2 separate regions of the Homo sapiens genome follow, and region 2 is linked to region 1. A link is an interaction called in ENCODE POLR2A ChIA-PET data of the cell type or tissue named here. Cell type or tissue: endothelial cell of umbilical vein. All regions are shown on one strand. Each heading gives the region's core, and the rest is flanking DNA. Links, peaks and the distances in the headings are about the cores only. Region 1 overlaps GNAQ (G protein subunit alpha q). Region 2 overlaps GNA14 (G protein subunit alpha 14).

What was found. ChIA-PET counts read pairs that join two places held together with the same protein. Peaks named below come from ENCODE experiments on the same cell type or tissue, not always from the same donor. Only the 100,000 strongest peaks of a DNase experiment are listed, where the experiment ranks them.
Region 2: POLR2A ChIA-PET joins it to region 1 with 5 read pairs; 2 of 35 experiments call an interaction of 5 or more read pairs at or near these places.

The regions. Positions count from the first base shown.
Region 1 is chr9:77,712,414-77,723,705 of GRCh38, forward strand. GNAQ (G protein subunit alpha q) reads right to left here. Exons shown (of 7, transcript NM_002072.5): 7 at 3,684-9,100. The coding sequence ends at 8,910. Among named protein-coding and RNA genes, the nearest start is that of GNA14, 70 kb to the left of the region's middle. In endothelial cell of umbilical vein, for the core only: no CTCF peak of the experiment used is centred there; DNase peaks (open chromatin) are centred at 1,918 and 5,708; H3K27ac peaks cover 2,065 bases.
Region 2 is chr9:77,606,011-77,617,302 of GRCh38, forward strand. The region is part of intron 1 of GNA14 (G protein subunit alpha 14); the gene reads right to left. Among named protein-coding and RNA genes, the nearest start is that of GNA14, 37 kb to the right of the region's middle. In endothelial cell of umbilical vein, for the core only: no CTCF peak of the experiment used is centred there; no DNase peak of the experiment used is centred there; H3K27me3 peaks cover 201 bases.

The sequences.
Region 1 (11,292 bases), core at 1,023-9,022:
CGTTGATCCTGTCTTAGTTGAGATTTCCCCCAGAGTAGGTCCTGTGTTAGGAGTTTGGGTGCAATGAATTTGAGAAGTGATGTCATAAAGAACCACAAGAGAGTGCACAAGCAAGACCACCAGGAGAGAGAAGCCAATAAAGGGTACATTCGCGAGCAAGTTTCACTGATAACAGCTGGGGCTGAGTCCTGCTCTGGGGGCCCTAGAGAGACCTGTAGGATGAAACTCAGGTTTATCTACTGAGGGCCAACAGCAGAAGCGTGTATCCACGGACTCCTGTCCCCCACTGGTCGTGTCACTCCTGAGGCATCAACTCCTGGTTTTTGGCTGGTGGCCAGGGAATGCTAGAAGGGTGCAGGGGGCTCCTGCCCTGAACTGCCTGCAGCAACCCCCTGGGTGGACTAGTGGGTATGGAACGTGCAGCGAGGCACCTCCAGCAGGTTGAAGAATAATTATAGAAGAACACAGTCCCCAAACTGTCTGTTCTGAGTCTGTAGTTCTGTACAAGCTGTGTGGTATGTGCCTGGTGTTCTGGCAATTCATCATCTGTAGTAGGAAGTGAGCAATCTACACAGAGAAGACTTAACTCAGGAATGGAAACGATAACATCTACAGGAATGTGCATCTAAAGTGTGGCTTTCGTAATGAGACAGACATTTCATCCAGTTTTTGTACCTGGTCTGAGACTCTTCCTGTCTGCTGGAAATACATCCCCTCATTGCCCAGAGACAGAGAAACCCCAGTCTAAGTTCAACTCTCCTAAAACAATTTAAAAAAAAAAAAAGTGCAATAATTAGGTATTCTTTCCTAGATTAAGGCAGAGTTTTGAAAAGAGCGGTGAGAGAACAGTTTTTTAAAAAAGAAAACGTGAGCTGTGGATTTTATGATACTTTTAGTCTCAATCATGTCAATATGAAGAATTACCTTCCATGAGATAAAATGCTTATAACCATAGGGATAAGCAAGCCTCACTGTATAGATGTGCGGATATTTGTACACGTGTATCTGTGTACACAGCGTCAAGATAAAACCATTTTGAGATTTTACATGTGTACCCACGTATGTGTAGAGACTATGTTTTTAAAAATATTAGGATTGATTTTACCCAATTGACATAAACATTTGTGTGGGGTTTTCCTCTTTATTCAGCAATGATTGAGTTGGTTGGAGATGCTGAGACATTAAACACACACACACACACACGCACACGCACACACACGTATTAGTTAAATTTGCTACCCAAACTGATTCCTTTTGAGTTTAAATATTTTGTATTTCCAGCAGAGCCGCCACTTGTCAGAGCCCATCATGGGTATGGGGCCAGTTTGCTTTTTGGTCATTGGGTCTGAGTCACAGGGGAGGGAATGCATATGTTTCTGGTGCAGTAAGCCAGGGTGGTCTTTCCTGCTGACACTCTCCAGGTTTACAGAAAGGCATCACCTAAAGCACCTGAGGATGGCATGCAGGGCACTTTGAGAGCCAGGTGTCAGCATCTCTTCTCAACTCCAAGTTCAGTGACAAAAGCAAGCTGGTCCCTTTTGCTAAGACTGCTCAGATTCCTAGAATATAACCATTGATGCTATAACCCCTGACATGGCACCTGTACTTCAGGCATGACTGGCTGGTGCCCTGACTGGACAGTAGGTTGGCAGGCAGTGCCAGGATTCCTAACAGATATGCCCTCCTAGGTGAGGTCTGCCTCAGGGCAGACACAGTCTTAGCAGCAGCTACGTTAGCGTCCTGGCAGCTGGACACAGTGTGGAATCTCCATTTGCAGACCTTGTCTCTTCCTGGTCCTTTTAAGATGCTTTTAAGACCCAACATAAAAGCACACGGAGCAAACTGGAAACAGATGGAGAGTCCCCAGGGCCCTTTAAGCAGTCTATCTCTGTGGGACAGGCCTAGTCTCCTGAGTTGCAAAAACATCTCTAGGGCTACGAAAGGGCTGAAACCTGGGAGCCCTGCCTTCCAGCTCTCTGTTAGTATGGTTCAGTGTGATTACTCTTAATTAAAGAGGGTAAGTTGCCTTATTTTATCCACAGGCTTATGAGACAGAAAAATATTCTGGCCTTTGCATTCTTGAGGAAAACAGGAAGAGAGAAAAATCAACAGAGATCAAATTCCAATAGTCTTGAGGCATAAGAATTCAAAGGGAAAATAATCTTTTCAGTACTCTCTATGCATCTTAGATTTTAAAGAGACCTACATTTTATAACCAGGGTCTTGTTTTGCAGGAATCTACGGGACTCCCTTAAAACAGACTGGATATAGCTCCTTGTAATAGCTGGATCCATGTTTTAGTCAGCCATGACAATGAAACAAAAAAAAATAACGATAATGCGTAATTTAAAACAAATCAGCCAGAAAGCCACTTCTAACCACTGCCTTTCACTCTCCACCCCTGATCAAATTTCAATAAGAGCTTCAAATATGGAGAAACTCATGAGTATGATAATCATTTGAAATTAGACAAAAAAGCAAGAAACTGGCTAGTTTACCATCTGAAATTGCTCTGCACACATTATGCAGTGTACCTGGTTGTTCCTTAGCATCAAGTTCCACCTTTTTGCTATGGCTTAATTGTCTCTCAAGAGGCAGGACTCAGGGCATCACAACCTGAGAGAAAAATGTGAGAAGGCAGGAAAGATGGGGAGTAAAGCAGAGAAGCTTTCAAGCCAACTGTTTTGTTACCATTTCCAGAAAGACAGGACAGAAGACAATCTGATGGCATAGGCTTGCTCTATGAGCCAAAAGGTCAAGTTAAATATTTGGCCCAATGACTGTTTAGTGAGTTTGTGTTTTTTCCTCTGGGTGGGGGTCTTTGGAATGATGGTACAAATAGATCATGGTCCTAAAGGGGTCAAACTCAGGTTAGAAGGCCAAAGAGAGGGGAGTGCTCCTGTATAGCTTAACACTCCAGTGTCTCTGCAGAACTAGGGTGTGGGAACCATCACTCCAGGCCTGTGCTAGATGACAGTCAGTGCCACGCCATTCCTTGAACAGTTAAGACAGAGAGAGAGAATACCATCTACTGGAAATGGTCTCTAAATCACACAAGGAGAGCTGAAGGCCTTTAAGCAAAAATGACACTCTCATCTCTTAGTATTTAGAGGGGACATATTCTGAAAAACAAAAATCCATAAGCAAGGGCTGGCTGCCAGTTGGAGTAACAGGAACAGGTTTTGCTTTTGCTGTGGCTTAAAGTCCCCACAAAAGTACCTATTTTCCAGAAAGCCACTTGCCACCATCACCTCCACTTAATAAAACTCCCAGGAGCAGCTGATTTTTAGCTGACCTCAAAAGCCTGGATGTGTTTCTAAAACTCAGAGAGGACACCTGTGACATGTCATTTTTCCCATGTGGAGTCTACCTATTCACTGCCAGTGTTGAAATGGGCAAAACTCTTAAGCCAGCCATTGGCCTGAGTCCAGTGTGCTACCCAGTAAACCAGGGCAGATGTGTGGATTCTTTTTACTGATTGGGAGACTGCCTCAGGTTGAAGATTGCTGGCTCCTTTCTTTATTGGATAGGTATTTACTTTTTTTTTTAACCAGTTAATTATAACCTAAATTAAGGCAAGTTTTTTCAAAGAGCAAATTTGATAAATGCTACCAATATGTGTATTTCCACTACAGGAGACTCTTATTTCTGATTATACACAGAAGGGAAAAGGTTTTTTGGTGTTTTTTTTTTTTTGAAACCATTAAACTTGTTTATTTTGGAAAATGCAATATGCACAAGGTGTGTTAAGGAAGGAAAGATGTATTTCAGTACTCCTACTAATACAAAACATTCTGAGAGGGGCTCGGGCAACTTTAATGGAAGCAAAACTCAACAATGAAGAATACTATAGTACAAAATTATGGCCAAAAATACTGTATTTTTAACCAGCAAGATCATTGGGGCATTATTATACAACATTAGGTGTTTTTTGCAAAACTAGTTCCCATCCCCAAACAATAGACAGTACATGCATTTGAATGACATTTTAGGAACAGTAAATATTCTTTTAAATACTGCAAGTTAAAAATGTTTTCTGACAAAACTCCCTAAATACATAGGTCTAGTAAGGGTTTCCAACAGGATGATGGGTGAGGAATCCAGCAAGGAGTTGCATTTAGAGAGTTCTTTGAGGAAAAGAAATCCACCAAAAACGTGTTTCAGTCAAAGTAACCTGGACAAAGTTACGTAGTATTATTCCAGCTTTCTTTCCTGAACTTAAAAATGTTCTACCAACGAATACCTTTCTGTTTTTTCTGTCTACCAAAAGCTTATATAAAAGTCAGAATTTCTTTATCCAAGATCTGATTTTACCCAATAGATGTTTTCATAACATGTAAATGTCATTTGCTATATTGGGTTGGAATCATACGGGGAAATGGAGGACACAGGGTAGATAAGGAAGGCAAGGAGGAAATTAATATTTGAGCACCTACTATGTGCTAGGTGTGTATTCATACTTTGAACATATGATTCTAGAGGCAAGAGTGTTATTGAAAGGGCAGTGATCATTGGGAAGACAGCAGGAAATGGCTATTCTGTGAGAAAAACAAATGACAAGTTTAGGGTCTGTACTAAGTTATCTACTAAACAGCAGGTGTCTGGCTCCAAAAATCTCTAGCTAATCATATACAACTAAGCCATTTCTTTTCCTAATTTGATGGAACCAAAATGAAATCCCAAAGACACAGTTACCAGGACAGATCTATTAACGCTACATATGCTGGAAATATGTAGAGATAGATAAACATACAATATTACTAGTTTTATTTTTTTGTGTTTCTAACCAAAGATATATCTTTGGAAGAAAATATTAATGTATACCAAGCACACCTTATTTGTATCAATTGAGATGTTGATTACCAATTAAGTGGTTTTAAACCCTTATTTAATTTGAAGAAGAGCAGCAATATACATTACAATATTTGGGTACACTTTATTTTTATATGGGTTAACATTCTGCTATATTTCATTTCATTCGTTTTGAGAAACTGAAAACAAAGGGAAATCAAGGGTAATCGGTAGGTGATTTGAGGGAAATTTCCAACCAATATGTGAGTCTTGCAGTATTTCATTATACAGCCCTTTCTTCCCATTATTTATTTTTTTGCAAATAAGTCATTTTGACCCAAATCCAGCATAAATAGCTTTTCACCAATTCCTAACTTAAGACAACTAAAATTTACAATCATGTGGCAGTATAAATTTTAAAATTACAGTTCGTACACTTTGACAATCAAGATAGTCTGAAGTACAAAAAAGTAAATTGCCCTTTAGCTGAATTACCTTTTTAAAATAGGCCTGCTAGTTAATCTACCAAAAAAAAAAAAATACAAGTTTTACGTGTTCTTCAGATTCCTTTTGTAGTTGTCATCTGCTAGTAAACAACATATGCAGGTTCTTAAAATTTTTTTTTCCAGTCTATTCATGACATTCAACAGAGCTCTTTATATGGAAATGTTAAAAACAAAAACTTCTAGGAGATTTATTTACTTTTGAATGGGTGTGTTATTTCCCTTTGTTTCAGATATGAGGCACAAACTTCTGAATTTAAGCTCTGTAAGGCATAGTAGAAACTTCCAATTTACAAATAAGGAATTCTCTGGGGGTTAGAACTGCCATGTCACGCAAAAAGGGAAAAATCATCTGTAAACTGGTACACTGCAATGTGTTAAGTGAGTCATGAAATGGCTGCTTGCCTTGGTATGCTGAAGAAAGGTTTCTGTGTTTTATGTTTTTGTTTTTGAATAAGACATGCCCAAGTCACCATAAAACTCACCACAGGCCTCCATTACCTAAGCATCAACAATAGGAGGCCAGTGGCACACGCTTATAACGCTTGCAATCACAATATAATATAAAGCATGAGTAAACTTTGTTTTTATACAAAACTGAAAAGAATCCCGTCCCGCCCCTAGCCCCTTCAATAAAACCCCGAAGAAACAAAAAAGAAAATCCTTTAGCTTCGATTGACTGGTGTGGCTAAAATTAGGTTTCTATGCATCACTGCTGCTAGGGTGATCAATTTTTTCCTTTCTCAAGAGAAGGGATCTTGTCATGCACCCTACAGGAACAGCGAAGCCACAAACCTCAATTCTGCATAGCAAATTCCATCCCAATTTCATAAAGACAAATATAACAATCTTTCCCTGTTTTGCTCAGCTTCTTCAAGCTTTGAGATCAGGTTTAATTGACTACATTTACTATAGCTCTATTAAATAGAATATCTTGATTCCCTAAAACTGTAACACTTATGATCTTGTGATGAGGTTTTCTCTATACACACTGTAGGCCTTCAAATGTTGTTGTTTAATTTTTTTTTTTTTTTTTTTTTTTTTTGCTGCACCAAATTTAAGAACGCCCTTTCAGGCAAGCAGTGGTCTCTAGCTGTTAAAACATTTCCTTAGTGGATCACAATAGCTTCTAAAACTGCCTTTCTAGTAAAGGCCATCAGAGAGGTAATACTAAACTGTGCATTTGCCAAATAAGAATATGAATTGTATAAAAGCTCATATTCCAATCCTAGATCAAATGGCAAAAGTTCTACAAAGTTGGTTTCCATGTTTGTATAAAAGCTCCGACTGATTTTATGTATTTTGCTATGAAATTACCTTTGGGTCTTATAATCAGTATACCTCTACTCAGGAATGTGCAAATGATTTTATACAGCACGACGCTAGTACCGCTCTGTATGACAGTAAGGTTTTTTTTTTTTCTTCTTTTCTAAATGGAAAGAAAATATCCCTAGTCAGAAATAAACTGACAAATTTACATTCTCCTCTCTTAAAAAAGTAAATAAAATAACATTATTCAAAACGTGAATTAGCTATAGACATACAATACAATTACATAGATACATATCAATACAGCACATTCAATCTGCCAAAAAATTAATGATTACAAAGCCAGTATGGATGCTGCAATATCAAGAGAGATGTATGTACAATGATTAGAGCATTTGTAATTGCACTATACCTACAGGCAGTCTGTTTGTTAAATTACAGGTACTTTCTGAGCAAGGGAAAAAAAAAGTAAGCTGTGTTGTTTGAGGCTGGGAGAATCAAGGATGAGAACATCTCATTACTGTTGGGCGGCTTTGGTACTCATTTAACAGGCCGTGATTTTTCTCCCTCCCCCTTTGTTGTTCCAAAAGAGTGATTTATATGGAAGTTTACACTAGTGCCAAATACCACTGTAGTTAAAATGAGACCAGTATCATGGCCTAATTCTAACGTCCCAGCAGCTTTGAACAATCATGATTTATTTTCTTAAATCAAATTTCAACTCAAGCTGCTTGACAGAAGCTTGTCAATACATGTGCTGTATTTTTTTTGCATTTGTTGAAAAATTGCACATATAGAATTCCAAACATTTCTCCTGGTAGGTTCAGTTACACAAATACATGTTCTATAGAACACTGAGAGGTTACTTTTGAGTTAAGTCCACAAATCTTCCATAAGTTCAACCTAATCAGTTACCAGTTCAAGAAGATCATGAAGGTGGTAAACTAGCAGGAACTTCAGATTTTGGAAATTAAAGGTGTCGGAATAATACTACCAACCAATGTTCCTGGCAGACTTCATTGAACTTAAAGAACCACTGAGAGTAAAACTGGTTTCAAATAAAGAGACATAAACAGATTTCCTGTTAAACCACACAGGATACTTTTTACATTGCCGGTTTGGACACTGAACATGGGACGTGAACACTAACAATGTCATCTTAAGGACAAAGAAAAGAATGGACCGTGAGAATCAAATTTCTAGTTACAACTGTTTGGCAAATGGCATTTCTGGTTCATTCTCAGCCAGTCATTTTAGGCTTCACAGTCTTACTCTCTTACATTTTAAGATACCAGCTTTTATTTTTTAAGTTCGTATTCATTTTATTTGACAAAAAGCCAGCTTTGGCAACACATACCCATAATAAAAGTCATTTTAAAATCGTGGCCCAAACACCAAGAAAAAAAAGAAAGGAAAAGCTTGAACAACAACAACAAAAAAATTAAGAACAACCTATAAAAAGGTTCTGGGTAGCAGCCATTAGGGTAATGTAGTGTCTGTTGGCATCTTTTTTGGCATCTGCAATTGAAAGAGAGGGTAAGAAAAAGAAGCAAAGAAGGGAGGAAAGACAATGGCACGTGGCATTTCAAAAGAAAGGACTCCTGTGTGTCTTTGATCCTGCCTTCTGCATATTTCTCTGAGCAATCAAGCTATGGCTGAAGGTAAACATCTAAAAGAAATGACACTTAACTTTTAGATGGGCATCCACTGTCCCAGTCCAAAGTGAGACAAGACAGTATATTCTATTAAAAAAGAAACTATGTGTGTATCCAAAGCAACACATTTAAAACCGTAAGTATTAATACATATAATCCTTCAGCAAAAACTACAAACTTAAATTAAGCTGATGATGGCTTAAATCGAACGATGTGTCCTGACTGTATCATTTGAGAGAAAAACTTGACCAAGAATGGAACTAGGATAAAGGCCATTGTAACCTGGGAAAAACATCAGGAGGGAGGTATGAATTAGCGGGGGAAGAAAAAAGGGAAATCAGCTTTGTTTTGCTCCATAGAAAAGAAAAAGAGAGAGAGACAGAAAGAAACAAGTCTTATCTTTGTGAGTGCATGACTGAGAATTTAAAATACACTGAGTCACAAGGTTTTGCCTAAAAAAAAGATAGAGAGGAAATGTGCTGGGACTGTACTTCAGCATCCTCTGTTTTTCCTCTGAATAGTTTAAATAAAATCATAATATTTACTACAAACTCTGTGGACACGCTCACACAGAGTCCAGGACGGCAATAAATTAGTATTATGCAAATTGTTTTCCACAGAAATACAGTCCCTCTTGTGTATCTTCAATAGCCCACCAGGGAAGGGCAGGGCGGGTGTCTAGGAGGCACAATTAGACCAGATTGTACTCCTTCAGGTTCAACTGGAGGATGGTGTCCTTGACGGCAGCAAAGACAAAGCGGATATTCTCGGTGTCTGTGGCGCACGTGAAGTGGGAGTAGATAATTTTGTCACTGTCTGGGTTCAGGTCCACGAACATCTTCAGAATGAATTCTCGGGCTGCCTGGGCATCTCTCTGGGGTCCTTTCGGCCAAGAGACAAGAGGGACACTTTGTTACCTAATCTGCTAATGTATTCAATCATCATTGGTTCAATAAATACTGTGTCATTGCTCATGAAGCCTACATCTGCACTGCAGATTTGATCTGTTATAATCATTTTCCCTAACACTGCTATGTCTGACCATCCATCCACCCACCCAGGCACCCACCCATTCACAAAATGTGGATAGGTGAAAGCAGACAGATGACTTGAAAGCCAAGGCTAAGTTTATTTCTTAGCTTGGCCTTCACTCTGATTCCCTGAGTGATTGGGAGCCACTGTAGGCTCTTCATCAGGGGAGTGATAGCTTACTTCTGTTCAACTGAGTTAAGTATGCTTGTTTCAGCTATATAATAAGTGTGCACAAAGATACAGCTGCCTCGGGCTCTCCTGTCAATCTGTCCTCCAAACGACCCAATATTATGGATCATTTTACATCTTCCAGACTGACATCTCTCTTAGAACACCTGTTTGTAAGGTCAGGTCTATCTACAATGGGCCTCTGTAACAGTCTCACTTCCATAGATTTCTGGTATTTCTGAGCACACTACATTTGTGTAGCATTCAGTTCATGTGTGATGATAAAACAATTGGTTTATATTTTCTTTTCTTTTTTTTTTTTTGAGATGGAGTCTCATTCTGTTGCCCAGGTAAGAGTGCAGTGATAAGATCTCAGCTCACTGCAACCTCTGCCTCCCAGGTTCAAGCGATTCTCTTGCCTCAGCCTCCTGAGCAGCTGGGATTACTGGTGCCTGCCATCATGCTTGGCTAATTTTTATATTTTTAGTAGAGACAAGGTTTTGCCATGTTGGCCAGGCTGTTCTCAAACTCCTAATCTCAGGTGATCCACCCGCCTTGGCCTCCCAAAGTGCTGGGATTACAGGTGTGAGCCACTGTGCCCAACCTATATTTTCTTACATTGATTTAAGAAGGAGTCTCTTATGTACCAAGAATTCTCCTAGATGCTTTGAAAAAGGATTGTGACATATCTAGCAAGATAAACTAAAAATGTAATTTTGCAATGGATTCTTAGATATGACACCACAGCACAGGTCATATTTTTCACAAAAGAAAAAATAAATTGGACTTCATCAAAATTAAAAACTTTATGTATCTAAGGACTTTTTTTTTTTTTTTTTTTTTGAGACAGGGTCTTGCTCTGCTACCCAGGCTACAGTGTAGTGGAATGATCATGGCTCACTGCAGCCTCAACCTTCTGGGTTCAAGTGATCCTCTTGCCTCAGCCTCCTGAATAGCTGAAACTATAGGTGCCACCAAGCCTGGCTAATTTTTAAACTTTTTGTAAAGATGGGGGTATCACTATGTTGTCTTGAACTTCTGGCCTCAAGCAGTCCTCCCACTTCAGCCTCCCAAAGTGCTGGGATTATAAGCATGAGCTACCACACCTGGCCAAGGCCATTATTAAGAAAGTGAAAAGCCAATCTATAGAATGGGAGAAAATATTTACAAATCATGTCATCTGATAGGCGTTTAGTGTCCAGAATATATAAAGAGCTCCTACAATTCAATAACAAAAAACCCAATTAAAAAATAGGCAAAAGACTTGAACAGACATTTTTCTAAAGAAGATATACAAATGGTCAATAAGCACAGGAAAAGATGCTCAATAATGGTAATCATTTAGAAAAATGCATATCAAAACCACAGTGACAGACCTCTCCACATCTACTAGCATGGCTATAAAATTAACAAGGGTTTGGGAAAATATGGAGAGATTTGTACTCTTGTGCACTGTTGGGAATGTACAAAGGTGCAGCTGCTGTGAAAACAGTTTGGTGGTTCCTCAAAAAGCTAAACATAGAATAACCATATGACCGACCCTGCTAGTCTACTCCAATGTATATATCTAAAGGAATTGAGAGCAGGGGCTCTGATAGACACTTGATCTTAGTCAAAAGGGCAAGAAGCAATGTACATCAATTTTAATAGCAGCATTGTTAACAACAGCTAAAAGGCGAAAACAATCCAAGTGTCCATCAACAGATACATGGAGAAACAAAACCAAACCAAACAGAATATCAGAATATCAGAAACAAAAAGAATATTATTCAGCCATAAAAAAGAGTAAAGCTCTGACAGATGCTGTAATATGCATGAACTGTGAGAACATTATAATAAATAAACCCAACATAAAATAACAAATATTGTATGCT
Region 2 (11,292 bases), core at 1,700-9,699, 110 kb before region 1:
AGGGAAAAAACTCAAACAATGAAGTGGTTCAGGAAATGTTTACCAGAACAAGATGGACTAGATTCTTCAGTGGGCAGCCGTGAAATGAAACAGAAACATTTTAAGTGCTTTATTACTCTAGCAGAAGGAAGAAAACTATTCTGTCCTTTTAAAGCCTTGACCCAGGAGAAATTATCAGCAATTAAAAGTTATTGTTTTCCAAAAGGGAAAGAAAAAAGCCATCTCCTACCAAAAAATAAATTCTAAGAAGGTTATGTTTCCAGTTACTAGGAAAAGAAGCCTCATTCTTACTCCTTCTTTCTCATCTTTTAAGTGTAAGTATTTCCAAATCTCCTTAAAGTCAAGCAACATTTCTCCCTACAAACTCATTAAGTTGGTTGTTATTTTTGGAATTAGTTAATGAATATTTTCCTATGATTATACAAAACCAGAATCTCACCCTCTTGGATTCTTCTTAATATTCATAGCCCTCTCTTTTCAGGAAGTGAATGGCCATTATCACTAAAAGAAGTAAAAGGAATATAAAAACTGAAATCTGTGTTTAGATGCTATGTCTCATGCATACTGGTAATGCTCAGTGCAACTTATCAAAGGCTCAGAAGGGAATTCTTTCAGAATGCTGCCACCAAATGGGTTGTAAAGGGTTTCCTTATTTGGGGTTCCTGGGGAAGCAGTTTTGTGGATTGTTGTGAAAGGAAAAAAAGGTGTAAGCCTCAACATCTTCAACCTCCTTAAGCTCTCTGTTATGAGCGGAATGTTTATGTCCCTCCCAAAGGTCATGTGTTGAAACCCTAACCCATAGTGCAATGATATAAGATGGTGAGGCCTTTGGGAGGTAATTAGGTTTAGATGAGGTCATGAGGATGCAGACGCCAGGTTGGGATTTATCTTATTATAAGAACAGGAAGAGACACCAGAATTTCTCTCTGCCAAGTGGGGACACAGTAAAATGCAGGCAATGCAAGCCAGGGAGAGGGCCCTCACCAGAACCCGAATATGGTGGCACTCTGATCTCAGACTTCCCAGCCTCTGAAACTATGAGAAATAAACGCTTGTTATTTAAGCCACCCAGTCTACGGTATTCTGTTACAGCAGCCCAAGCTGATTAAGACATTTTTCTCTTCTTATCTGTAAAATAATGGATTTGCACAAAATGATTGGAGATTTTCTGGGAGCTTCAACAGTCTGTAATAATAAATAGAACAGTTACCACAGAATTAGAGTAAGAGAATTTCAAGTTAATCACTGGCTCACACAGACGAGAGATGCCAAGTGACATGCTGAGAAGGCATATGTAAGAAATCAGAATAAGTGATTGCTGATGAATCCTAAAAGAAGAAGCCACCATAAGTCAGTACACAGGAAGAGAGGCTTGATGGAACCACTGTTTGAGTCAGAAGATTCAAGTGTGTATGGGAGTTGGAGTGGCTGTAGTAAGGTTCTCAAGGAGGGCATGCTAGGTCTAACATTATATGTGTCCTCTGCAGATAACCTTCATCTGCATCTCACACACTTGAACATCGGTGCAATAAAGAAAGGCTGTAATACCAACAAGGTTTCCAAGGAAACCAACTCTAAGAACTTTGCAAACTTCTTTAAGTGCTGAATGTCTTTTCATACCTACTTGCTGCTCTGTATTTGTTTCTTAGGGCTGGGTGGCTTAACAACAGAAATTTATTTCTCACAGTTCTGAAGGCTAGTAAGTCCAAGATCAAGATTTTCGCCAACAATTTAGTTCCTGGTTAGGGCCTGATTCCTGGCTTGCAGGCACTGGCCTTCTTACTGTGTCCTCACATGGTGGAGAGAGAGAAAAAAAAACTCTAGTGTCTTTTCTCATAAGGGTGCTAATCTCATTGGACTGGGACCGCACCCTCCTGACCTCACTTAACCCTAATTACTTCCTAAAGGCCCCATCTCCTAACATTACATTGAGGGTTAAGGCTTCAAAACATCTGAATTTGGGGTAGGGGGAACATTCAGGCCATAATATTCTTCCTCTGGGCTCCCAAAATTCATGTCCATCTTGAATGCAAAGGTGGTGGGGCTCTCACAAAAAGCCTTGGGGGCAAGACGGCCCCAGAGCCAAGGGCATGATGCTGCTACCTTAATGGGGACAGAAGGCAGAGTACTGAACCAAAGAAGATTATTCTTAAGCCTTAGCATCTAATCGAATTTTCCTTGCTAGGTTTTGGACTTGCTTGGAACATGTCATCTCTTTTTTCTGATTTCTCCCTTTTAGAATGAGAATATCTATATAACCTATGCCTGCATCATCAATGGATTTTGAATGTGCATAATTTGATTTCACAGGTTCACAGATGGAGAGGAATTTTGCTTCAGGATGAATCGTACCTTGAGTATCACCTATACCTAATTTAGATGGTATTTAGATGAGACTTTGGAGTTAAATCTGGAATGAGTTCTTCCCTGTGAGAGCCCAGTCTCCTGGCTCTCTGGAAAGGCCCACCCCATGTGATTCTCTAAGGGAGAATGAAGTCATGGGCAGAGGCATCCTGGCCAGCAAAAACTAGAATGGCCACCCAACCCTTTGAAACAGATGAGGAACCAGCCCTGCCCCCTTGACCTGTGGTAAGAGTGGCAGCTCTGATGCTCTCCAAATTGCCTTTGGGATTATTCTTCCCTTTTCTTGAAAGATAAAGCATGTTCACAGCCAAATGGCCCCATCATCCTATCCTGACAATGTACGAAGCCCAATATCCTGTTTTTTTTTTTTTTTGCTTTTTAATAATTTTTTCTAATTTTGTTACTTTAATTTCCCCATAGCACCTTGGCGATGGCCCAACATCCTTCTTTCAGTCACTCCTGTTTATTTCTGCCCCCTTTAGTCCCAGCTGGCAACATTTCTCTTGGTATAATCCCATCCCCATTCCCGGCTTCTGTTGAAATAGCTGATCAAATCCTTCATTCACATCCATACTATCTCCTTATCAAATAGTGTTCAGCCACACCCTTAGTGTTCTTTTCAGAATAATCTTTCTCATTCTTTGCAATATGGATAGCCTAAGAATTTGCCAAATCTTCAAGTTCTGGTTCCTTTTTGCATAGGAATTCCTTCTTAAATTCATTTCTCTTTTCTCCATTTTACTAGAAGCAGTCAGGAAGAACCAAGGTACTCCTTCAATACTTTGCTTAGACATTTCCTCAGCTAAATATCAACTTCACTGCCTGCACTGGAACACAAACACAATGCAATCTAGTGCTCTGTCACTTTATAATAAAGTAGCAGTTTCCTCCAGTTTCTAATAACCTGTTTCTCATTTCCTTCTGAGACCTCACCAGAACCGCTTTTAATGTCCATATTTCTACCAGCATTGCATTCATGATTACTTAAGTATTCTCTACAAAGATGGTGGTTTTCTCTCCAGCTCTCCCCTTTCTTTCTAAGCCCTCACCAAAATTGCCTTTAACATCCATATTTCTAGCACACACCTCAAAACTCTTCCATGCTCTACCCATTATCCAGTTTCAAAGCCACTTCCACATTTTTAGATATTTGCTTATGGCAGCACACCATCCTTGGTACCAAAGTAAAATACTCCTAACAAAATACCAGTCTAGGTGGCTTAGACAATAGAAATTTATTTCCCACAGTTTGGAGGCTGAGAAGTCCAAGATCAAGGTGCTGGTTGATTTGATTCCTGGGGAGAAAACACATCCTGATTTTTCAGGCAGCCATCACGCCTTATTGCTGTATCCTCTGTTGGGGTTCAGAAAAAAATCCTCAAAATATGGCCCTTTGGCATGCTGAGCGCTTTGAACAAATGTGATTTAAAAGCCTCAGAATCAAAGTCTCTCTCTGATCTTCTCCTGATCCAGCCCGCCACCACCTCTTTCCTTTTTGAAATGCAGGGAGGTTCATGTATCTGACCAAGGGAAGATTTTCCAGAAGGATTGCAATTGTCTTGATCCACCTCTTTAGGAAGCTCATCAAACAACCAGGGAAGATTAATCACTGCAGAAGATATTAAAAGTCAACACCACACCCAGACTGGCTACTACCTATTCTTCTGGAGGCTGCTCCAAAACAACTTTTATTACCTGAGAGGCTTTATCTGAATAATAACACAAACTTTGTTTACAGTTTAGTTCCACCCCTCACCTTCCCAGAGGAACTTTGTCCTAAGCTGTTGTCTGTTCTTTGGGTTCATTTATTTCCCCTAAAAATCATGTATTCTTCCTCTAAAATTACCTACATCCCCCACCTCCCTCTCCCCTATAGAATAGTTAAACTTTAGCCTTCTGGTCCTTTTGAGTTTCCTATTTTGTGTGGCTCCTGTGTGCTTGCACATTAACAAATATGTTTGCCTTTTCTCTTGTTAATCTGTCTATTGTCAGTTTGTTTTACAGAATCAAATTATTAAATCTTCATGGGGTGGAAAGTTCCTTCTGCCCCTACACCTTAAATGTTGAAGAGACAGAGGCAAAATCTCTGTTGTCTCTTTTTATAAGAGCACTAATTCCATTGGACCATGGCCTCATCTCCATGACTTCATCTAACCTATTTACCTCCTAAAGGCCCCACTTCCAAATATCATCACATTGAGAATTAGAGTTTTAACATATAAATTTTAAGAGAGATACAAACTTTTATTCCATAATATGCGTCTCTACACTCACAAACTTAAAGCTAAATAAGCCATTTATATATTAATGCCAATATCTATGAGTTTGATCAAATGATAGCAACCAAATAAGCTATTTCTGATACATATTTCTGTTATAATATTACAGACTAGAACAGAGAAGAACAAGAATCACCTATTGCAAATATCTGTAAGATGTAAGAAGACTGGATCTTGCTTATAATGGGACAGAGAGGATTAACAAATGAATGTCAGCAACTTTTCCTCTCTCATTTGTGTGAAAGGGGACTCTGGTTTCACTCCTTAAGTTTTTCTCCTCCCTTGCACTTCAAAGATGATTTTGTCCTTGCCAAATTGGGGTTTTAATAATGCAGAATGAATAGGAAAGGAGGAGGGGTAGAAAGATAGGAAGTAAGTAGGTAAGGACACACTCTGAGACTGGATCTAGTCTGAGCTTCATTCTAGTTACATTTGTTTTACATTACCCTATTCTCAAGTGGTTTTAAGGCAGCTAGAAGACTGGTAGCCAAGATAGTGGCTATCAAGAACTAAGAAGGGTTGGAGATTTTACCTTACTTGCAAGCTCCCATGTTAGCATGCTATAGATGCTGGTAGAAGGCATGAGACAGAGGGCTTTATTATTCATTGCATAGAAAGTAACATGAGTATCTACATATTTGCATCAGTTCTCCTGCTCCAGCATCCCAAGGGAGCTACATGGGCAGGCCCAGATGGATGCCTGAATGCTCAATGCTTGTGTTACAGGAGGGGAACTCTGAACATAGGAAACTAAATCTTTTATAGTGGGCAGTAAGCATGTCTGTCCTTTACTCTGGAGAAAGACATTGCCTCTGTCTTCCAAGACTGTTTGCTATCCCAACATCTTTGAAAGGAGAGTCCCTAAGAAGAACATTTAGAGCCTCACTTGCAAGACACAAGAAACATGAGATGCCCATAAGGAATTACCTCCCAACAATAGCCATGAAGGTGGAAAGCAGAGAGTTCAGACAATAGCTTTAAATCTCCTCCCTTTGTATTGTCCCCTTTCCAGCCTTTTTCTTACACGTATGATCATCAGAGAAAAAGAAAGAAGCAAAGCCAAGGCAATGAAAATAACTCATTTTTCTGCTGTTGGTGGGTTTGAGTAACTTCCCATTCTCGCACCCACCATACCCTGATGCTGAAGTTAAAAATGGAAGAGGCTATTCTGAGTGAGCCAAAATACATTTAGCTTTTGGGTTTCTACACTGACTTACCATTGTGGACACAAATACACTCTGAGTGCTCTCATGATCTAGAAGTTCCTAAACTTCAGTTGCCCCCAAAATGTAAAGTACTAAGACCCAAAAGCAATGCACAATTTAAGAAGCATTAACATCAAAGAAACTAGACAGGAAATAATAATATTGTCACTAATAATAACAATATTGATAAAATAGTTATTATTGAGTGGTTATAATATACTAGAAACTAGGCTAAAGATCTACATCTATTATTTGGTTTTACAAATAAGGAAATAAATGTAGTCCCAAAGAAATTAAGTTACTCATCAAGGGTCAAACAGTGAGTAGCAGCTGGAAAGTAGACACCAAAAACTAAGCTCTAACCCAATCCACTATTTTGCCTCTGACAAGAAAGAAAAAGTAAGATTACACCCACTCAAAGAACTAAAATCAAAGTCCTCACCAAACATTAAAGCTACAAGGTAGCCAAGGTGCCACAGGCATGGGAAAAGTTCTCCTCTAAGATCCTTTTCCAGACATCATTCCTACCAAGCCTGCAGGGAAAGTAGCTCCAAACTTAATCTGTATCTTGTCAGGCCAAACACTTCTCTCAGGGCTCTCATGCTCTGTGAGTCTACAATCAGGCAAAACGTTTAAATAAGTAAATAAAAACAAAAAGCAAATACTAAAACCTAAAATGTAAACAAAGACACAAGAGCAAAAGAAAGACAAAGTTCACTCCTGCTCAATATCACTAATCATCAAAAGAATGCAAATCAAACCACAGTGAGATATTACCTCATACCTGTTACAATGGCTATTATTTAAAAAAAAAAAAAAGATGACAAGTATTGATGAGGATGTGGAGAAAAGGGAAATCTAGTACACTGTTCATGGGAATGTAAATTTGTATAGTCTTTGTGGAAAACAGTATGGAGGTTTCTCAAAATATTAAAAAATATTGGACTTGGCAGTTAAAAAATTTAAAAATAGAACAAGTATAAGATCCAGAAATCCAACTTCTGGGTATTTATCCAAAGGAAATGAAAGCAGGATCTGAATGAGATCCCTGCACTCCACGTATAATGCTCCCATTGCAGCATTATTCGTAATAGCCAAGTTATGGATAAATGTCCATTGACAGATGAATGGATAAAGAAAATGTGACATAAACACACATGGAATATTATTCAGCCTTTAAAAAGAAGGAAATCCTGCCATTTTGCACAACTGGATGGACTTGGAGAACGTTATGCTAAGTGAAATAAGCCAGACAGAGAAAGACACTCATTCCATTGGACCAGGGCCCCATCTCCATGACGTTATCTAACCTATTTACCTCCTAAAGGCCCCACCTCCAAATACTATCACATTGAGAATTAAAGTTTTAACATATAAATTTTAAGAGACACACAAAACTTTTATTCCATAATATGCTTCTCTACACTCACAAACTTAACACTAAATTTGTGATCACACTTAGATGTAGAATCTAAAAGAGTTCAAACTCTTGGAAGCAGAGAGTAGAATGGCAGTTGCCAGGGAGTAGGACAATGGGGAAATAAAGAAATGACAGTTAAAGGATACGAAGTTTCAGTTATGCAAGATAAATAAATTCTGGAGACTATACGGCATGGTGCCTATAACTAACAATAATACATTGTATCCTTAAAATTTGCTAACAGCGTAGATCTTAAGTGTGTTATCTCTAATAATAACAAAAGGGGCAGGAGGAAATTTGGGGAGGGGAAGAATGTTTTTGGCCTTGATGGTGATAATGGTTACACAGGTATCTACTTTTCTCCAAACTTGTTAAGTTGTATTTGTTAAATATGTACAGCTTTCTATGCGTCAATCATACATGTCAATCAATAAAGTGGTTTTTAAAAAGACTCATTTATTCATGAGCTAATCTTGTGGAACATGAACTGATGCAGGAAAATCCCACCATAATGTGCGATGTGCTAATGATTTACCACTAAGTGGCTCCCACTACTTTCTCTCCTCTTCCTTGCCAAAGTTTTACTCCTGTTGGAAATGAGAGGAACATGTTCATTAAGGATTAGCAGCTGTTTCTCCCAAATGTAAGGGAAGAAACAGCAGCTAGTAGTGTAGTTAGTCAGAGTGGCAGAGAGGTTACCACTATACTTCTTGTTTGGAAATAGAATGTATTAGTCAGAATATGCTGGGCTCTGTTGCAGTAACAAATAATTCCCAAGATCTCAGTGATTTAACACAATTAAAACTTATTTTTCCCTCCTGTACATGGAGTTCAATGTACATGTTCATGGTTGGCCAGCTTTCCTCCATGCAGCGATTCAGAGCACAGGCATTTTTCTCTTGTAGCTCTGCCTTCTCTAACCAAAGGCCTCAAAGATGACTCTAGACAGAGACAAAGAGGACTGAGAATAGGAGATTTATTATAGGCCAGTCCCAGAAATGGTACATATCACTTCCACCCACATCCCAGTGACCAAAACTAGACACATACTCCTTCCATCTCATTGTCTCTGTCACACAGGGTCAGCCTAACCACCCTGGATCCTCAAGTTTTTGGGGTATCTGACAGTACCCCATTTTAGTGTTTTCAGTGTTTTCTCAATAAATCCTGGGGCCCCATGCTGCATAATTTTGCCACTGTATTAATTCAAATAAGCACAGTGAGGCAATGAACATGTACTTAATTCTCCAATCCTTTCTCAGTCTATGAAACGCCAACAAGGAGATGGATTCTTCGTTTTCACAATGCATCCTCAAAATATTCTCTTTATCCCTGACCCTCCTAATATCTTCCACACAGAGAGAAAATGCTCCCCGAAACTCTCCTAGTCTCAACACTCCCTCCAAAAAAGCTCCCTGCCATGCAGTCTCATGGCTGTTCTGCCTTCCTTCTTCCCCACTTCAGCTGTGTATTATATTAATAGATCAACTTGGCTTCCCTCAGTTCATTAGCATTCTCTCTGCATCATCCACTGCCTAGATTCTCCCCATGAAGAGCCCACGGGCTGACCCAGTGAGAAAGAATCTTTTCCTCAAAGAAATCGTCAGGGGTGGTAGATTGCAAATACTCCCACAGTCATAATTTACTGTAAATGCCAAACATATTTAAGGCAGTAGAAGCCAGCTTGCCTCCTAAAGGGTTATGAACTTGGAAAGACCAGGGGGTTTAAAAGTCTAATTTCACTGAAAATCCACTTATGTTTGTCAGTCTTGCTTTTCTCTTTACCCACAGTTCTTGGCACAGAGAGAAAGTTCTCCATTGCCTGTGGAATCAAGGCACATGGTTTAGTTGTTGAAACAAATGTAACAGCAGCACTGTCATGGAGCTTTTACACAGGAAGAAATGTAACTAACCAGCCACTTGATTCCTTCAGTCTCCAAATTAGCCATCAATTTCTCAGAGAAGAGACTCTCCTAGTGCCTCCCAGAAATTATCCCAAATTGGGGTTTCAGGAGACAATGCTTTTTTTTTTAGCCACTAAAGGTAAACCAATAGTCAGGGACATTTATTTACAATATGGAATATCTGAAACACCTTCTTTCTTCTGATCAGGTCAGTGCCACCTATTTGGCAAAGTCCTGAGGAGTTCCCATCACCTCCAGAAAAACTTGTTCAAGCTCAGACTGCAGGAGACAGCACTTTCTGCTCTCCCCTTACCCAACATTCAGCATGTACTTCCTTCTGCTGCAGATCACCAAGGAGATGGGAACCTCCATCAGAGCAGAATGACCAAGCAGGGTCCAAACTCACACTCCTCCCCACCCAAGACCAAAAGCTTTTTGTCTTTTCATCAACATGTTTATCATCATACACATTTCTGTACTTAGACCATCCCAACCCACTGCTGGTGGTTGAAAATGAAATACACACACACACACACACACACACACACACACACACACACACACACACACGTTTAAATAATCAGTGAAGAATTTTACCATATCCAACACTTCACTTTGCATGCGAACCTTCCAAGTCCAACAGAATCATCAGTTCTTTTGGTTTTTGTTTTTTTGTTTTTTGGGGTTTTTTTTTTGGAGAAATCCCAAAGTAGATAACATAGAGTCAAAGGGAAAGAGCAAGATTTTTGTTGTTGTTGTTGTTGTTGCATTATGGTCACTGAAATACTTCATATCTTGGTCTTCACCCACAGTTCATGCTATACATGCAGGGTTTGTCTGAAATCTCAGAGTTCTTTGCAATAGGATAGGATGAGGAATGCCCAATCTATCGCATTTATGTTGGGATACAAGTAAACCATGAGAGGCCTTGTCAACCCAGACACTGGCTACCATAGCACACATTGTGCAGTATTCACAGAATGGTAAAGCAGAATGGAAACCTAAAATTCATTCAAGAGATCAAGGACATCAACATTCTTGACTATTTGGAAGTGGCTGGTTCATTAAGATTACTCTTTCCAACTTCACATTGCTTAGGCGTGACCCTACCCATGGGTAGAACCATTGGTGATACTCAAAAGATTTGGCAATGCTAATGGCATGGCATGGGCACTGACTAATCAGAACGGATACTGTTCCACTGTAATGGCTGGAACGAAGCCAAGGAAGCTAACTGCTGTGCAAGGCACTACTTATTATGTGCTGAGTAGAGGGAGGTCAGGAGTACCACCAGAAGCAAGGCTCTGATGGCTAAGTCAGCAGCAGGAAGATGGGGGCACTCAGGGGCAGTGGGTATTTACCAAGAGACATAGGAATATTTCAGTATTACACACGAGGTACAGGCATGCTGATGCTCAGCAGGTGATTACAAACTTTGGAAACAGCTCTTTCCTAAGCACAGAAACAGGACCTCTTAGCAGTAAAGTTTTTATTTACTCTACGTCATAATTCCTGCTTCTGTCACTAACATCACTATCCAAAGAAAAGCATCAAAAAGGCCTCATCCTTATCCTGAGTCCATGCCTTGATGAAACAATAACTCCACCTCCAGCTCTCTGTGTTAGGGCAAAGTCCCTTCTCCAAATGTGTTAGATAAAGATGTTAAATCCCTCTAGCCACAATTTTTATTTTATTTTTTATTTTTGAGGCAGAGTCTCACTCTGTCGCCCAGGCTGGAGTGTGGTGGCACGATCTTGGCTCACTGCAAGCTCCGCCTCCCGGGTTCACGCCATTCTCCTGCTTCAGCCTCCTGAGTCGCTGGGACTACAGGCACCCACCACCACGACCGGTTAATTTTTTTGTATTTTTAGTAGAGACAGGGTTTCACCATGTTAGCCAGGATGGTCTCGATCTCCTGATCTCACAATCCACCCACCTTGGCCTCCCAAAGTGTTGGGATTACAGGCGTGAGCCACTGCGCTCGGCCTCTAGCCACAATGTGGTTATAATTGTGAATGGGATATTCACAATTATAAAGATGTAGCAACCTGAAAATGTCTAAAAACAGAACTGTTTGTTGACTGTCTACCTCCACCCCCTCACTCCACCAAATCCATTCT